Regions from separate parts of the Homo sapiens genome. Here region 2 is linked to region 1. A link is an interaction called in ENCODE POLR2A ChIA-PET data of the cell type or tissue named here. Cell type or tissue: PC-3. All regions are shown on one strand. Each heading gives the region's core, and the rest is flanking DNA. Links, peaks and the distances in the headings are about the cores only. Region 1 has its middle 230 kb from the start of LINC02353. Region 2 has its middle 96 kb from the start of LINC02501.

Region 1 (5,401 bases), core at 70-5,069:
CAGGGCCATTCCAACTCCTACTGCCAGGACCCATGTAATCTACCTTTTTGGGACACATCACTATATAATGGTTATTGTTTTAGTTTATACAGAAGTATGACACTCTATATTCACACAAAATCATCTCCAAATTAGTGTCTCAGTTGTTCCTTTAAATGTCATTCTATCATCCTCTGAGGATGAGGGTTTTTGGGTAGAGCAGTAAATAATATGATCAGTGATTCACAGGTGTCTTCTGCTGTACCTCCTTCACTGTAAATGCATTATTTGGTCAAATGCAATAGTATATTGGTTCCTGTGTCAGTCATTCAAACCCTATATAAGTTCTCAGATAATGGTGCTGGCTGAGGGCTGCAGACAGAAGAAAATCTGTAACTGGACTTTGTATGGAGTCCCATCCAGGCTGCTGCCTCTTCGAGGACGTGTGGGGTCAGTGTATAGTAAACATGTAGCCAAATAGCTAGCTGGTTTCCAACAGAGATTGTACTTTATTAGGATTCAATGTAAGTCTGTTCTGCTGACAGTTTATACATTGGGCTGGGGCAGTGCCTAAATCAGCCTATGCTGATACATATGCTGTTAGGTACATGAATACCTCCATCCCTGACACCCTGGCTACCCTCTTCACACAAACCTTGTGCTAGCATTAAGTGGCCAATGACACAATCTAGTAGATGTCAACTTGCTATGTTATTAAATGTTCTCCATTATTTAGTGGCCCCATAGTTTATGTTAATAGATAAGATAATCATTTCCACACCTTGTGCCCTTTTCTATAGGTATTTCACATGACTCTTCCCTGCAATCCTTTTCTACTGACCTTCCAGCCTTTCTCTTTCTAGACCCTGACCAGCCAATGCCTATTAACCATTTATAGTCAATGATTAAATCTTGCCTATAAATCTGTATACAGTCTTACCTCAGGCTACTTCTCTTTCCAGTGAAAAGATAACTGGCTGTATGACTTGATAGTCTGTCTTTGATTGGATATATATTTACCACTATTTTTCAGGGCCACCCCTGAGTATTGTTTTAGTGCACCTAGAGTCCATTTTTTTGCTCTCCTAAATTACCAGATTGACCCATATATGGACAAAGATTAACCTTTTTCTTTTTCTCTCAACAGCTTGTAAAGGACTCTATGCAACCATGCATTTGAGCTGAGGTGCAACAGTGATGATGACTTTGGGGTCTAGGATATTTTATCATACAGCTCGCTTGTGCCCTTTGGGCTATTCATGCCTAAGCCTACATGTACAACTTCCATCTTTTTATAAATTACTGTTGGTCGCTTAGTTGTGGACATGTGGTCATTTATCACAAGGACAAGTGCCCCAGTGTGAGGCCAGAAATATATATATATATATTTTAATTTTCTATAACCCTCTGGTATGTACAAAAAACAGAATAGTATTAAGCCTAACATGGGAATTAAATTTTGACACTTGTTACAACATAGATGAACCTTGAAGATATTATGCTAAAATAAGCCAGAGACAAAAAGACAAAGAGTGTATGATTTCATTTTTATGATTGCACCCGTAGTAGTCAAAAATCTTAGAGACAGAAAGTAAGATAGTGGTAACTAGGAGATTGGAGGAGGGACAAATTGGGAATTATCGTTTAATGGTTACATAATTTTAACTTGAGAAGATGAAATAGTACTGGGTATGGATAGTAATAATGATTCCACAAAAATATAAATGTACTTATTATATTTATTATTATTATTTATTATATATATTATTATTTATTATAGTGAACTATACACATAGAATATTGAAAATGGTTTTATGTTATATTTACCTCATTAAAAATATATTTTAAGTACAAAAAAGACAAAATATTCCTGTTTTCATATCATTTGGTTACTCAATTAAATAGCTGTATGACACCAGAGGGGAGGTCTGGGCAAATCATTTCCATTACAGGCTTCCTGTGACATTGCTGGGTCATTCTCGCTGGTGACCAGGATTTACTTACAGTCCATTGATTTTGAAGATATGGGCTTTATTTATTTTATTATATACATAGAGTTATACCATTCTTACTTAGGCTTAAGGATGCCATTTTTATTTAAGCATCTCCAAGCATCTCTCTGGTCAACTTTCTTAGCTGCCACTCCCACCTATTCACTCACTATGATAATTGGAGACACTGTCTTCTGGTGGTCAAGAACTGCCACCTGATCACGAATATTTTAAGATTCCATTATTTTCATTGTTATTAGAGAGCCCTCTATTCTAAGTTATTTACATAGTTTGGTCATGTAATCCTTGCAACACATCAATGAGGTAAGAACTGGTCTCGCCATTTTATGGTTGAGGACACTGAGTCACAGAGAGTTTATACAGCATTTGTAAAATACAGTAAGATATTATTAGTTAAGAGTACATCCTTGACAAATGCCCTGATAAATACTCATCAGGATCATTATGAACAAAAATAAAGAAATGTAAAATGCATGATATCTCAAATGGAAGCTTCATTCCCCTTTAAAAAAAAATGTAATCCATTTTGATCTGTTTGCATCATTCCTGATACGTGATATTCAGGATATAATTTTAAGATAAATGCTAAGGCTTATTTCTGTGAAACAAAGAAGGTCAGAAGATATTCAGCTAGGTTTATTTTTTTCTTTAAAAAGCTTTGTTTTACCAAGTAAACATTTTACTTTCAAGTGACAACAGAGCTTTAAAATGCTTTAAAGTGGTTATGAAGAGCAAGAAAGCAACTTCTCCAATTGACTCGTAAGACCTTACCCACGTATATAATGTTATTTGTGGTTCACCTCACTGCTTGTTGTTTTGCTTTTATAGTCTAAAATCCCATAAAACAGAACCTCAGAAAACAAATGACAGATTTACTTAAATATAAATGAGTGAGTAGTTATGATATCAACCAAATATGCTTAACGATATGTCTGGAGAGTCAGGTATCAAACAGGTCAAAGGGACTGTTCTTTCTATATAACAGATACATTTTATATCTATCTAATATAGATAGATATATAATATATAACAATATATGTAAATATACCTTTACCCTTTGAAAGAAAACCTCAATAATTATTTTTACACACACACACACACACACCCCTCAGTGTATGACAGTTTGTTTCTATATTATAGAAACATTATAAATAAGAAAGTGAAGACATCTGTGTATGTGTGAATAATATGGTCAAAGGACAATTAAGATCATACAATTTTATTTTAGGGAGATTATAAGGAAAATTTATTTGAAATGTATTCCAATCTATTTACCTAAATTCAGTCAAATTTTGATTATTTTCAGCTCTCTTAAAATGTATTTTGTATCTTGTTCATTGAATAGTAGTCTTGTTAAAAAGTTGTTAAATATAACAGTGTCCCATATTTAAATACAAATGAATTGTTTAATTCAAATTTTTATATTGTGCATATTTAAAAAAATCTATTTCTAACAAATGCCTACTGAAAGTTACTGAATTGATTTAGAATTTTAAAAATTTAATTTATTAGTATGATGTATGTACAAAATAAAAATTCCTTTTACGGTTACAAAATTCAGCTTGTAGGTATAGATTTTTTATAAACCACCTTTCATTGTATACAGAAAAATATGTAATTGGAGGATCATTTATCTTGAGACTTCTAGGTATGTCCTAGACTGATACAAACATAGAAACAATACATATGAATTATGTTTATTTGACAAATGAAGATTCAGAAGAAAATGTAGGATGTTATAATGTAGACAGTAAATGGCAATTTTATTAACTCCTCAGAAATGCACGTTCTCTTGTAATATTTTTTATGATTTACAGGGTAACAGTAATTGAATGATAAAAATCAGTGATTCATAAACCCTAAGAGCTACACAAACAATGTGATATCCTTCATTTATCCTTGTCCTTCAGCAGATAAGGAAACTAGGACCAAGAGAGTCCAATGAATTTCCTACAATTACAAAGTTTCTTAGTGGCAAATTAAAGAAATGAGTGAAGTTCTGACTCAGAAAAACATTTATTGTACTAAATTTTCTTATTATTTAGAAAAAAACTCACACACATTTAAAATATATATTTACCTTATTTCTACTATATACAAGATAAATACTCTCATTCTCCTTGAAAAAATATGCAAAAAGCAATAGTCAAAATCAACAAACTTTAGTGATTTGAAGGAAATAATATTTGAATTGGGATTAAACAAGAATATGACACATATTTAGTAAAAGAGCTGTTTTCTTGAGACAAAGATAATAGTAGAACAAGCAACAAAACAAAGCAAAACAAAAATACCTCTAGAAGCCCGGTATTTGAAAGCGTGAACCAGCCTAGTGCTCTACAATAGCTTTGTCAGCTTTAATTTTCTCATTTGTAAAATAAAGATAACAAATTATTTCATGGGATTGCTGTAAGCATCAATTATGTATGAAAATATGGAGAGTCTCTGGCATCTAAAGTATGCTCAATATTTAACATTCTGGTACACAAAAGGATGAAAAAATGTGGGTTGATATGACAGACCATGTCATAATTGCATAACTGTACCACTCCTTTTTCACATTAAAATTGGAAAATGTAAAAGACGTTTTAAAATTTTGTGAAACTTGACTTTTTCATAGTCGTATGCCAATTTTTTTTTATTATTATACTTTAAGTTCTGGGATACAAGTGCAGAACGTGTAGGTTTGTTACATAGGTATACATGTGCCATGGTGGTTTGCTGCACCCATCGACCCGTTATCTACATTAAGTATTTCTCCTAATGCTATCCCTCTCCTAGCCCCACATCCCCTGAAAGGTCCCAGTGTGTGATGTTCCCCTCCCTGTGTCCATGTGTTCTCATTGTTCAACTCCTACTTATGAGTGAGAACATGCAGTGTTTGGTTTTCTGTTCCTGTGTTAGCTTGCTGCAAATGATGGTTTCCAGCTTCATCCATGTCCCTGCAAAGGACATAAACTCATCCTTTTTTGTGGCTGCATAGTATTCCATGGTGTATATATGTGACATTTTCTTTATCCAGTCTATCGTTAGTATTTTTTATTCCATATTATCTGGGTCTCAGAGCACAGTATCTCATTCTCTGTTTTAGTACCAAATATATATTGAGGATCTATAAAGAACAGACAAATGACAAGGACAATACAGTATTATATTTTAAGAATTGTATCAGAAGCATAACCAAATGATGCTATGAAAGTCCAAGGAACACAAATTTATGCCAAAAGAGCAAAAAAGGAGTTAGAAGGCTCCTTGAGAAGGTGATATACTGGCGGAGTCTTGGAAGGGAAATTATGTTCTGGCAGCTGAGAGATCTCTTCCTAAGGAGAGTGCAGCATTGTCCTGGAAATAAAGGAAAAATGAAATACATTGGGGTCAGTGGACAGCAGCTAGCTTGCTATAATGAAATT
Region 2 (5,401 bases), core at 212-5,211, 1.2 Mb before region 1:
CCCATCCCTAAGCTGCTTTTCAGCTAATTTTCTGGCTCTTGGCCTGCTGTGTGTATGCAATGGGACTGTTTTCCTTGGTAGGTTCTCAGATACTCTCAGAGATGTTTGTGTTCTTAGGGACACCTGCTCCTCAGCTGGGTACCATGGCCTTGGCTCATTGCCTGGTCTTCAGGCCTCAGGCAGTAGACATTATGCCCTTAAGTAGCCTAGTGGGGGACCAGTCACAACACAAATGCATATAAGATTGTCACAAATTTCCATTAAAAGTCCAGCGGTTTAAATTTCTTTTCATCTAACTTTAGAAAATGCATGATAGCTACAACAAAGAGTAAATATACTTGCTAATATATATTAATAGAAAATTAATTTAGCTATATTCAGTGGCACCCATTATTGAAACATTCACACATATGTGCATGGCGTGCACACACGCACAGACACAATGGTACCCATTATTGAAACATGCACACATATGTACATTGTGTACACACGCACACACACACACACACAGAGACACCCCTACACACACCATATCATTAAACTTAAGAGTTGGTAGTTCATTAACTCAACAAGCAACTCAAGGACATATTGGTCATCCATCTATACCAGAAATCCTTTCAAGTCCTAGAAATAGATAGGATTAAATTATATTCCCTACTCTGCAGTGACTGCCATTGGCGTCAAGAGGAAAGGCACACAAAATCAACTAGGTAGTGTAACAAGTGCTAGAGAAGAATTAAGTACAAACCATTATGAGGACACAGGAGCATGAGCAATTAATTCCACCTGGTCCTTGTCATCACCCTTGAGTGTATCACATCTGAGTTTATACATATTGCAGGCCACAATATGACCATAGCCTCAAATAATTTTCACTTTCTTACCCAAATCCTCTCAAAATGCCTAGTCTGTGAAGTCATTGATATCTCTACAGTAAATCCTCACATAAGGTCATTGATAGATTCTTAGAAACTGTGACTTTAAGCAAAATGATCTATAACAAGACCGATGGTTACTGTAGGCTAATTGACATAAACAAGACGTATGTCCCTATGGCATACTTCTGGTCATTAAAACATATCCAAACTTCCAAATAAATACCAAAATACCAGGGCAACACACACACACACACACACACACACACCCTAACTCAGACTGGGAGTATATAGACATGCCAATGAACCAAATGTGCATATCTTTGAGATGTGGGAGGAAACCAGAGTGCCTGGAGAAACCCACACATATGTGGGGAGAACTTGTACCCTCCACACAGATGATGGCCCTGGCCAGGAATTGCTTTTTTTATTTTCATCCTCAACCATTATAACAAAATAACATTTAACAAAATGATGTTGAAGGAGAGGACATTATTCAAGGTCCTGCTGCACTTTCCTGTTCTAACAAGTCCATTTTCACCTTGTTCTCTAAAAAGCTAAATAGCTCAGCCGGGCGCAGTTGCTCACAACTGTAATCCCAGCTCTTTGGGAGGCCGAGGTGGACGGATTACAAGGTCAGGAGGCAGAGACCATCCTAGCCAACATGGTGAAACCCCAGCTCTACTAAAAATACAAAAACTAACTGGACTTGGTGGTGCGTGTCTGTAATCCCAGCTACTCGGGAGGCTGAGGCAGGAGAGTCGCTTGAACTAGGGAGATGGAGGTAGCAGTGAGCTGAGATCCCACCATTGCACTGCAGCCTGGGTAACAGAGCAAGACTCGGTCTCGAAAAAAAAAAAAAGCGAAATACCTCAATATCACTATCACTCCTCTCTCTCTATTGATTCTTTGCATCATTTTCACAGGAACTACCTGGGAAAAATCTAACTCTAGCTTAAACTCTAGCTTAATCCATCTGTTTAATTTGTTGACTGTAGGCTATGAAGTATTACTAAAGAAATGGATGAGTGAAACATAAATCCATGGTCTTTATGCTCAACTTAGTCCTCAATATAAGCCTGGACATTTTATCCATTCTAAGAACTTCAATTGTCATGGACATGTTTATGATTCTGAGAACTGTATTTCTAAATGAGATTATTTTATTTGGCCCTTTAGTTATTTTCTGGACATCTCCACTTATATCTTCCATAGCCACCTCATAGTATTGTATTCAAAATAGATGTCACCCTTTACTTAAATGACTAATCAATTGTTAGTGGTCAGGTCAGTTAGGGGAGTGGTACCAGCATGTTTATTGAATATATTAGCCTTTCTTTACAATAAAGCTTCTATAAGAAAGCACATTTGGAAATATCGCCTCTAGAGACCCAAGTTTCAAACTGTTAGTGGAAAAAAAATCCCATGGAAAATGAATAAAATTTTGATTTATAATCCAGTGAACATATATCTTAAACATTTCCAAGATTGTCTCACTTAAGTCTTAAGAAATTTGAAATTCAAATGTCAGAAGCATTCTCTAGATTGGGTATATTCTCTTAATCAAAGGATTATTAATCAAATTGATTAGCAGTTTGGACAGGAGGAAATTTCAGTTTACTAGACAGAGATTGACCCATCTTGCTTTTTGTTTCATAATGATTTGGAAACTATTACCAATAGTTAATTTTTGATTTGACATTTATTTAAAACTCTTAATCATTCAAACCATGTGTAGGAGTGTATTTTGTGTGTGTGCAGTGATTAACAAGAATTATAAGCATCTGTTCAAATCAGAGTTTGAGAAGAAACTGGAAGCAAAATGATGGTGGAGTGTGGTTAGTATTCTCATACTGATTGATCTTATTCATCAGAATGTCAGAATATGAGGTCATAAAAATGCATGATCTATTCATAGTAACAAAAATCATAATTATGTGTATTTTTCTAAGATTGTTGTTTTTTCTTATTATCTCCAAAACTACATTGGGTAGGACAATGCTTAATTTTCTGTACTGTTGGAGTGAAGTCACTTTATCTAATTTGTTAAGTAATGGATATCTTTTGAAGGTAACAAAAGAAAGATAATATTTAAAAAAATCTAAAAATTCCAGTGATGTCACTATACAGGAACAAATTCCTTAGGCTTTCAACTCAATACTTAGTTCTTATTGAGTTGCTTGAATTTAGTAATAATGTCTGAAGATGAAAGGAGAGACATTCTCTTAACTTTGCCTTTGGAAGAGGAAAACAGATTTTGTCATTATGGAAAGGCCCCATTGTAATGTAGTGTTGTCTTAGCATGGCCTAAATTAAGTAGTAGCTTTGCTACAGGTAGTAGAGTTTATTGCTAGTTTATTATGTGTATTGCCACTTGAGAAAAGAAGATGTGCTTTAGAAAAATCTAATTACATGTACTTTAGGTTAAGAATTGTATAAGGTCAGAAGCACAATTGTTCAATATTTAATATGTGATCAGAATAAATATAGTTTAAACATAGCAGGGTCAGCAGGGATTGTGCACACATTAAAAGGACCAGTCATTGGGAGAGTATCAAGTGCTTTATGTAAGCAATAGGAAAACCTTATAATTCAGCCACAATCAAAGCCACAAGTGAGTTATAAAGGTCTTTGCTTTCAAGTGAAATAAATTACAACATAGCTACACATGCTTGCTATGTACTGGCTTTATTCCAGTAAGAAGGCAAAAAGGTTTTATTTTCTTTCATAGTGGACAGTGTAAATAGTTTATTTGTTCTGGGTTCACTGTGTATCAGCTATTTTGTAATCTTTCAACTAATCTGAAAATTGCTACGAAAAACTCTCTCCATACTACTCCCTTTATCCTTTAAGTAAATATTAAATTTGAAAACAGCATAAAATTTTATATATTGCTATTTTGCCCAACCTGAGTTTACTTAGAGGTTTAAAGAGTCCAAAGTTCAGAGGTTTTTTTGAAGTGGGTGAAATACTCTAGTAAACAATCCACATGTTTTTCATGATACTTGACCGAAAATGTGAAAACAAAAACAAAATGAAGAATACCACAAAAGAACTTTTGAAAAATAATGGTCCAGAAATGAAATATTTACTTTAGAATGTCATGAAGACAACAAAGATATAAACTCTTTAAAGACGGAGAATTTTAATGTTTTGTTCACTATTTTTTTTTTGAAATGGAGTCTCGCTCTGTTGCCCAGGCTGGAGTGCAGTGGCACAATCTCAGCTCACTGCAACCTCCGCCTCCTGAATTCAAGGGATTCTCCCTGCCTCAGCCTCCTGAGTAGCTGGGATTACAGGCACCTGCCATAATGCCCAGCTACTTTTCGTATTTTTTAGTAGAGATGGAGTTTTGCTATGTTGGCCAGGTTGGTTTTGAACTCCTGACCCCAGATGATTCGCCCGCCTCGGCTTCCCAGAGTGCTGGGATTACAGGCGTGAGCCACCGCACTCAGCCCAGTAACGTATTCTGAGGGCCTAGAATTGTGCTGGCCATACTTTAGATAATTTTTAAAAGACTGATGAAGTGATGAAACCATGTTCTGAATTAAATGGAACTGTGAATTATTTCAATTTTTCTATTTCCTGTGAAATGCATTTGATTTTGTCAAATTACCAGCCTGATATCACTCTTAAAGAAAAAATAATCTGAGTAGAATAAAAACACACATAGTATCTATAGTAGTTTGAAATTCTCTTGATTAGTAGACTAGGGAAGGGAATCAGAATTAATATGTTCTGGTGATTATCGCATCCTCAAGGACTCATTAGAGTTTAAAGAAAATCCTCAGACTCACTGTTATATGAATAAAAAATATTAGAATAATGTTTCAAGTTTTTGATTAGCTCAGGTATTTAATATAGGAGAGAAAAATCCAAGTGTTAAATATGACTATAGGAAGGTAATCATCAAAAAGTGGTGAGAAACTCTCAACTGTATTTGTGTGGATCACAGAACCCTTAGAATTGGAATTAGAAAGTTAGAGGTCATTTACTGTAATCTTATATCAGAGGAAATGGTTTTTACTTCATTGCAATACACACAATTACAGTACCTTTTCATTTATCTGGAGTCTGAGTTACTGGAAAGCTCAACTCACTAATTTATTTTCCCCCTTGACTTTTATGAGAAAGAAAGAAATGACAAATCATAAGAAAGGTAATTAATACATTTGAAGATGACTCTGTGGTGCTTCGAGACCATGAAGTATCTTTTCAGTCATCAGAAAAAGACACAGTTATCATCGGTATCCTTTCTGTGCTCACTCTGGCTTTGTGAACAGGCATGAAACCTTTACCTCATATGGGTACTCTCCACTCTGGGATTTGCGAGTGTTAGATAAATAGGGAAAGACACAGTACTAAAATATTGCTGAAGGCAAGAGAAGAGAGGCACCACAGAGAAGGCAGTAAGCAGAAGCATGGAGGTTGTGAGGAATACAGGAGAGCAGCAAAAGTAAAACAACAACAGCTACAAAAAGCAAACCTGAGGGCCGGGTGTGGTGGCTCACACTTGTAATCCCAGC

Evidence for each region. ChIA-PET counts read pairs that join two places held together with the same protein. Peaks named below come from ENCODE experiments on the same cell type or tissue, not always from the same donor. Only the 100,000 strongest peaks of a DNase experiment are listed, where the experiment ranks them.
Region 2: POLR2A ChIA-PET joins it to region 1 with 6 read pairs; 1 of 35 experiments calls an interaction of 5 or more read pairs at or near these places.

What each region holds. Positions count from the first base shown.
Region 1 is chr4:32,579,964-32,585,364 of GRCh38, forward strand. No RefSeq gene overlaps it. Among named protein-coding and RNA genes, the nearest start is that of LINC02353, 230 kb to the left of the region's middle. In PC-3, for the core only: no CTCF peak of the experiment used is centred there; no DNase peak of the experiment used is centred there; H3K27ac peaks cover 468 bases.
Region 2 is chr4:31,408,209-31,413,609 of GRCh38, forward strand. No RefSeq gene overlaps it. Among named protein-coding and RNA genes, the nearest start is that of LINC02501, 96 kb to the right of the region's middle. In PC-3, for the core only: no CTCF peak of the experiment used is centred there; no DNase peak of the experiment used is centred there; H3K27ac peaks cover 445 bases.